Regions from separate parts of the Homo sapiens genome. Here region 2 is linked to region 1. A link is an interaction called in ENCODE POLR2A ChIA-PET data of the cell type or tissue named here. Cell type or tissue: PC-3. All regions are shown on one strand. Each heading gives the region's core, and the rest is flanking DNA. Links, peaks and the distances in the headings are about the cores only. Region 1 overlaps ISY1-RAB43 (ISY1-RAB43 readthrough). Region 2 overlaps HMCES (5-hydroxymethylcytosine binding, ES cell specific).

Region 1 (2,918 bases), core at 170-2,669:
TAGAGTTGGATGAGTTGCAGCAGATTTTTATACCCGTGAAAGCCACCACCTCCACATGCAGTATCCATCACCCCTAGAAGTCCTCTCATGCCCATCTTCTAGAGCATCAGTCTTAGCTGTAACCCAGGTGTAAGAGCCCTTCTGGACTTGCTGTTGTCATCCAGCATTACCTCATGAAGGCCTTGCTGTGTCTCCACTGTGTGCAAATTGTCCCTTTCAAAAGTTATATGATGTTTCATTTCAACATATTAGGGTTCATTAACCATTTTCCTACCTTCTCTGTGGTGTGATGCCCCAGCTGCACCACAGTGAAATTTGTTGTGTACATCCCTTTCAATTAATCCCTTAGGCATAATTCTTAGCCCTATAGTCCTTGCCAAAAATTTTTCCCATATAGCAATACATTGCTTTCCTGAAAACGCTAAACCATCATAGAATGCTGCCATCCCTGGGTGCGTATCCCAGCCTCATTGTGTCTTTGCTGGCCTTAGTTGCTGTTTCCCCATCTCTCTTAAGAGCTTGTTATTTCAGTAGTTTTATAAATGGAACTGCTGGGTTGTTTCAGGGTTGTTTATATTTTTTTGGTTGCTAATGAGAATGAAGTTATTTTCAAGGATTTTTTTTTTCTTACGCTAGTGGGAACTCTGTTTATAATTCTTGTCCTTTCATTTATTTGGGTGGTTTTTCTTATCAATTTAGATGAGTGTTTTTATGTAGTATACCTTTGTAGGTGTTGACATTCATTTTAAGGATATGATACTAAGTGTACGTGTTAGAGGTGTTGACATTCATTTTTATGGAATGATATTGTTAACCTTTTTGTTTTCTAGCTGGTTTAGGTGAATTTCGAATTCGTGACCTGAATGATGAAATTAACAAGCTGCTAAGGGAGAAAGGACACTGGGAGGTCCGGATAAAGGAGCTGGGAGGTCCTGATTATGGAGTGAGTACATGGCAGCCCCAGTGGCGGGTCTTGTCTAGTTTTCCACCCACAGCAGTTCCCAGCTCATTCTTGCCATAGTAGTCGCTTGATACAGGAAAGCTATGAACAGGATGGGTAGGATGATGCTGGAAGACCTCACAGCACATGCATCACAGCAGACGGGGCATCTGTATGTACCAGCCAGAAGGCCTTGTGGAAGCTGCTTCATCTCTCGGCCTCGTGTTTAAAATGACCATGAGCCCGGGCATGGTAGCTCACTCCTATAATCCCAGCACTTTGGGAGGCCGAGGCGGGCAGATCACTTGAGGTCAGGAGTTCAAGTCAAGCCTGGCCAGTATGGCAAAAGCCCATCTTTTCTAAAAATACAAAAATTAGCTGTGTGTGGTGGTGCACGCCTGTAATCCCAGCTACTTGGGAGGCTGAGGCAGGAGAATCACTTGAACCTGGAAGATGGAGGTTGCAGTGAGCCAAGATCGCCACTGCACTCCAGCCTGGGCGACAGAGTAAGATTCTGTCTTCAAAAAAAAAAAAAAAAATGACTATGGTCCTTCACTGGGTGCAGTGGCACACACCTGTAATCCTAGCACTTTGGGAGGCTGAGACAGGATAAGCCCTTGAGCACAGAAGTTTGAGACCAGCCTGGGCAGTGTTGTGGGACCCTGAATCTACAAAATATTTAAAAATCAGCTAGGCATAGTAGCACATGCTTATAGTCCCAGCTGCTCAGAAGGATGAGGTGGGAGGATGGCTTGAGCCTGGGAGGTGGAGGCTGCAGTGAGCTGTCATCATGCCATTGCACCTCAGCCTGGGTGCCAGAGCAAGATGCTGTCTCAAAAAAAAGATAAAATGAGCATGGTTCCTCACATTCTTTAAGTGCCTTAGGAACTGGAGACAGCTATTTGTTGGCTTTGTTATCTGAGAGCCATAGAGACACTACATTCTGTCCTTTTTTTGGACTTCTATAAATGCAATACTCTAGAACCATAGCTTTCAAACTTTTAAGAACATGGCTCATTGTAAAACACACACAGACACACACACACACAATCACAAGCCAGCACACAAAGGTGCTGAAAAAAACAATAAGTATGGTATATTTTTTATTCTGTTCTATTTTGGTTTTTAAAAATTTGATGTTTGTGACCTGCTTAACTGATTTCATGATGCACTAATGGGTCTTGGTTTTGAAAACTCCTGCCCCAGAGCCTAATTCGTTCACACTTTTGTGATGAGACCTACCTCAGATCACTGGAAACAGTATGTAATCAATGGACTATAATGTGTTATATAAGAAACACATGCAGTTTTTCTACGTGTTGATCTTTTCACCTTGTGAAAGTCTAACACATAACCATAATTCTTACCCTAGTACATACAAATGGAGTATTCAGCCTTCCCACTGCAGAAGAGGAAAGGCACTCCCATTTCTGAAGCACCTTTTGTGTCTGGGCACTGCACTAGGAGACTTCTCTTGGGTGTCTTGCCTAACTTCTTTTTTTCTTTTCATTTATTTTATTTTTGCTGTTTTTTATTTTTATATGCCAATCTTCTCTGTATCATTCCGATTTTAGTATATGTCCTGCCAGAGTGAGCCCTTGCCTGATCTCTTCAGCAGTTGTGTGGTGGAGATTTTATTTTTCCTGTGAGGCAGCTTAAAAGCAGCTCATTAATCCACCTAGAAAAGTGGTCTCAGGTATGAAAAAATTCGTATGTGAAATGTTAAGTTCCACCACCCAAATTCAACACTATTAATATTTTTATATATTTTTTCCAGAGATTTTTAATGCTTAATAATTTTATTTTTATTTTCTACATATAAAAGTAATATATTACCACTAAGTTCAGAAAAGTACAAAGAAGCAGAACAACACTCAGTCACAATCCCATTACATAAGTGCAGCCACTTGAATATGCTCTTTATCTTTTTTCTCCTTCCGTTGTTTTTGTATGAATGTCATAATTGAAACCATACTCA
Region 2 (2,918 bases), core at 189-2,688, 140 kb before region 1:
TTTCATATATATACACACAAACAGTTGATTCCCTTTATTTGCAGTAGTTAGATTTCATAAAGTTGCTTTGAGTACTGAACTGCTGCTCTTAGGGAAATGCAAGGTTATGTTTCTAACAGCATCTGGTGACGACACTTTCATCAACTGATCAATATATGACCTTGTTTTATGTGTGTTTCTGTTTAAAGACATCTAATTTAAACTTACTCTTAATTCATTTACACTAAATTCAAGACCAAGAGCACTATAACTCATGCCTGACTAAAGCTTATCCAATGTATATATCTTCTTTTTAAGACATATCACAGCCTTCTTTAGCTTGGGAATACCAGCCAGCACTTTAGTGCTATGCTTGGGATCATTTTAAACAGTGAAATCACACATGGCACTAAACTGGCTGCAAAAAAGATACTTGTTTATAACGTAAGAGATGAAACAAGAAGGCAGAGCTCTGCCTCGATCAACCTCAGCTGGAAACATCAAGGTACTCAAATTTGTCAGCTCTCTGTATGTGCACCAATGATTGCAAAAGCAAAGTGAGTATGAATTTAGGGGTTACAAATAAATTTTAGTGAGTAGGTGAATTTGGAAATATGGAATCTAAGAATAATGAGGACTGTTTGTGTGTGTTTGTGAGAAAGAACAGTTGAAAACAGAGATTTCATAAATCCTCTTTCTCTTCCAGAATCAAATTTGCCTTCTGGCAGCTCAAGCCTATAATCCTGGCACTCTGGTAGGCCAAGTGGGGAGGATCCCTTGAGCTCAAGGTTGATTTTTCTTTTTTGAGACAGAGTTTCGCTCTTGTTGCCCAGGCTGGAGTGCAATGGCGCGATCTTGGCTCACTGCAACCTCCGCCTCCCACGTTCAAGCGATTCTCCTGCCTCAGCCTCCCAGGTAGCTGGGATTACAGGCATGCACCACCACACCCGACTAATTTTGTATTTTTAGTAGAGACAGGGTTTCACCATGTTGGTCAGGCTGGTCTACAACTCCCGACTGCAAGCGATCCACCTGCCTCAGCCTCCCAAAGTAATGAGATTACAGGTGTGAGCCTCTGCACCTGGCCTGAGCTCAAGAGTCTTGAGACCAGTTTGAGCAACACAGTGAGAACTTCCCCCTCAAAATGTCAAAAGGAAAAGCCTGTGATCCCAGCTGCTGGGGAGGTTGAGGCAGCAGGATCGCTTGAGCCTGGGAGGTCAAGGTTGTAGTGAGCCATGATTGCGCCACTGCACTCCAGCCTGGGCAACACAGCAAGTCCCTGTCTCCAAAAAAAAAAAAAAGTCTTCCAAGCAGAAGGACCCCCAGCTCAGTGCATAAATGAGAATGAGACAACATTACGCAATGGTCAACTAAATGATCTTTCATCAGAAATTTGCAAGACAACAATACTGAAAAAATCTGTGGTTCTCAGTACGGGACAATTCTGACACACCCCTCCCCACCATCCAGAGACTTCTGGCAGTATCTGGAGATACCTTTGGTTGCTCTGATCTGGGGGATGCTATTGTGGAGGATGCTACTGACATCTAGCTGGTAGAGGATGTTGCTAAACGCTCTACAACGCCCAGAATAGCTCCCTATGACAAAAAATTATCCTGGCCAAAACTGTCAACAGTGTCAAGGTTGAGAATTCTGCTCTCACAAATTCCACTGATCAGCGCTGAGAGTGTACCCTTGACAACTGTAAACCAAATCCAAATGTGAGAATGACGAATAGAAAGTAGTTGAAAAGCCAAAATACTAAGACCATTGCTCAATATTAGTCATCTTTCCTCTACCCTTTTGGACTTCTGAACAGAACACCTGGTAGCACTGGGGTGGATAAATGAAACAGGAAGTAATTTGCAAATCTGTGGTTTCAAATGAAAATGTTGCTATCTATATACATATGCAGGCTGTTAATGATTTGAATGAACTGCTAAAATGGTTCTAATTTTGCTTTATAATTTATAGGTCTGAGAAAAATGAGATATCAAATATTATCAAAATTAAGAAACCATAGCAATCTTAATAAAACTTGTTAGAGATGTGAAATCAAATACTATATCAGCAAATTCATACCACTGGCCCAAATGAGGGCTGTATTTGCTAGTGGCTCCACCTTCCCCATTCCTGGTTCCAGGATGCATCCACTGGAGTGGGGACGGTGGTCTGGATCTCAGTTCTAGTTCTGTCCCTCACTGATTAGGTAACCTAGGACAAGTCATAATCTATGTATACTTCTATCTTTACATCTGTTAGACAAATTTTTCTTCCAGCTAACTTTCTATAATTCTAAGGAGGTCATATAAATGACTAAGGCTTTTTTTTTTTTTTTTTGTTAAAAACAGGGTCTCATTTGCTCAGGCTGGTGTCCTGAAATCCTGGCCTGAAGCAATTCTCTGGCCTCAGCCTCCCCCAAAGTGCTAGAATTACAGGCGTGAGCCACCAGGCCTGGCCAGGCTCATACACTTAATCCTGCTCTCTATTCTCACTCTAAGTTATGCTTTCCTTTGAAATATGTTTTATGCTCTCTTTTCCCCTTCAAGGTTCTCCAGAATATTTTATTTTGATTCCCCTCTCATTTAAAACAAAAAGTTTCAATAGGGAAGTATGCATCCTCTAAAAATGACACAAAAATAACTATGTCATATAAATGGCTTCATTCAACCAAGAACATTATTTGATTTTTTTTTTTTTTTTTTTTTTGAGACTGAGTCTTGCTCTGTCACCCAGGCTGGAGTGCAGTGGCACATTCTCGACTCACTGCAACCTCCACATTTTTTTTTTTTATAGTACAGACAGAGTTTCATCATGTTGGCCAGACTGATCTCAAACTCGTGACCTCAAGAGATCCCACTGCCCCGCCTCAGCCTCCCAAAGTGCTGAGATTACAGGCGTGAGCCACCGTGCCCAGCCATTATTTGTTATCTTTATTT

Evidence for each region. Peaks named below come from ENCODE experiments on the same cell type or tissue, not always from the same donor. Only the 100,000 strongest peaks of a DNase experiment are listed, where the experiment ranks them.
Region 2: POLR2A ChIA-PET joins it to region 1 with 16 read pairs; 6 of 35 experiments call an interaction of 5 or more read pairs at or near these places.

What each region holds. Positions count from the first base shown.
Region 1 is chr3:129,143,786-129,146,703 of GRCh38, reverse strand. It overlaps ISY1-RAB43 (ISY1-RAB43 readthrough), which reads left to right. Exons shown (of 13, transcript NM_001204890.2): 6 at 831-943. It overlaps ISY1 (ISY1 spliceosome associated protein), which reads left to right. Exons shown (of 11, transcript NM_020701.4): 6 at 831-943. Among named protein-coding and RNA genes, the nearest start is that of ISY1, 16 kb to the left of the region's middle. In PC-3, for the core only: no CTCF peak of the experiment used is centred there; no DNase peak of the experiment used is centred there.
Region 2 is chr3:129,281,697-129,284,614 of GRCh38, reverse strand. All of the region lies in intron 2 of HMCES (5-hydroxymethylcytosine binding, ES cell specific), which reads right to left. Among named protein-coding and RNA genes, the nearest start is that of HMCES, 4.3 kb to the right of the region's middle. In PC-3, for the core only: no CTCF peak of the experiment used is centred there; a DNase peak (open chromatin) is centred at 1,724; H3K27ac peaks cover 1,406 bases.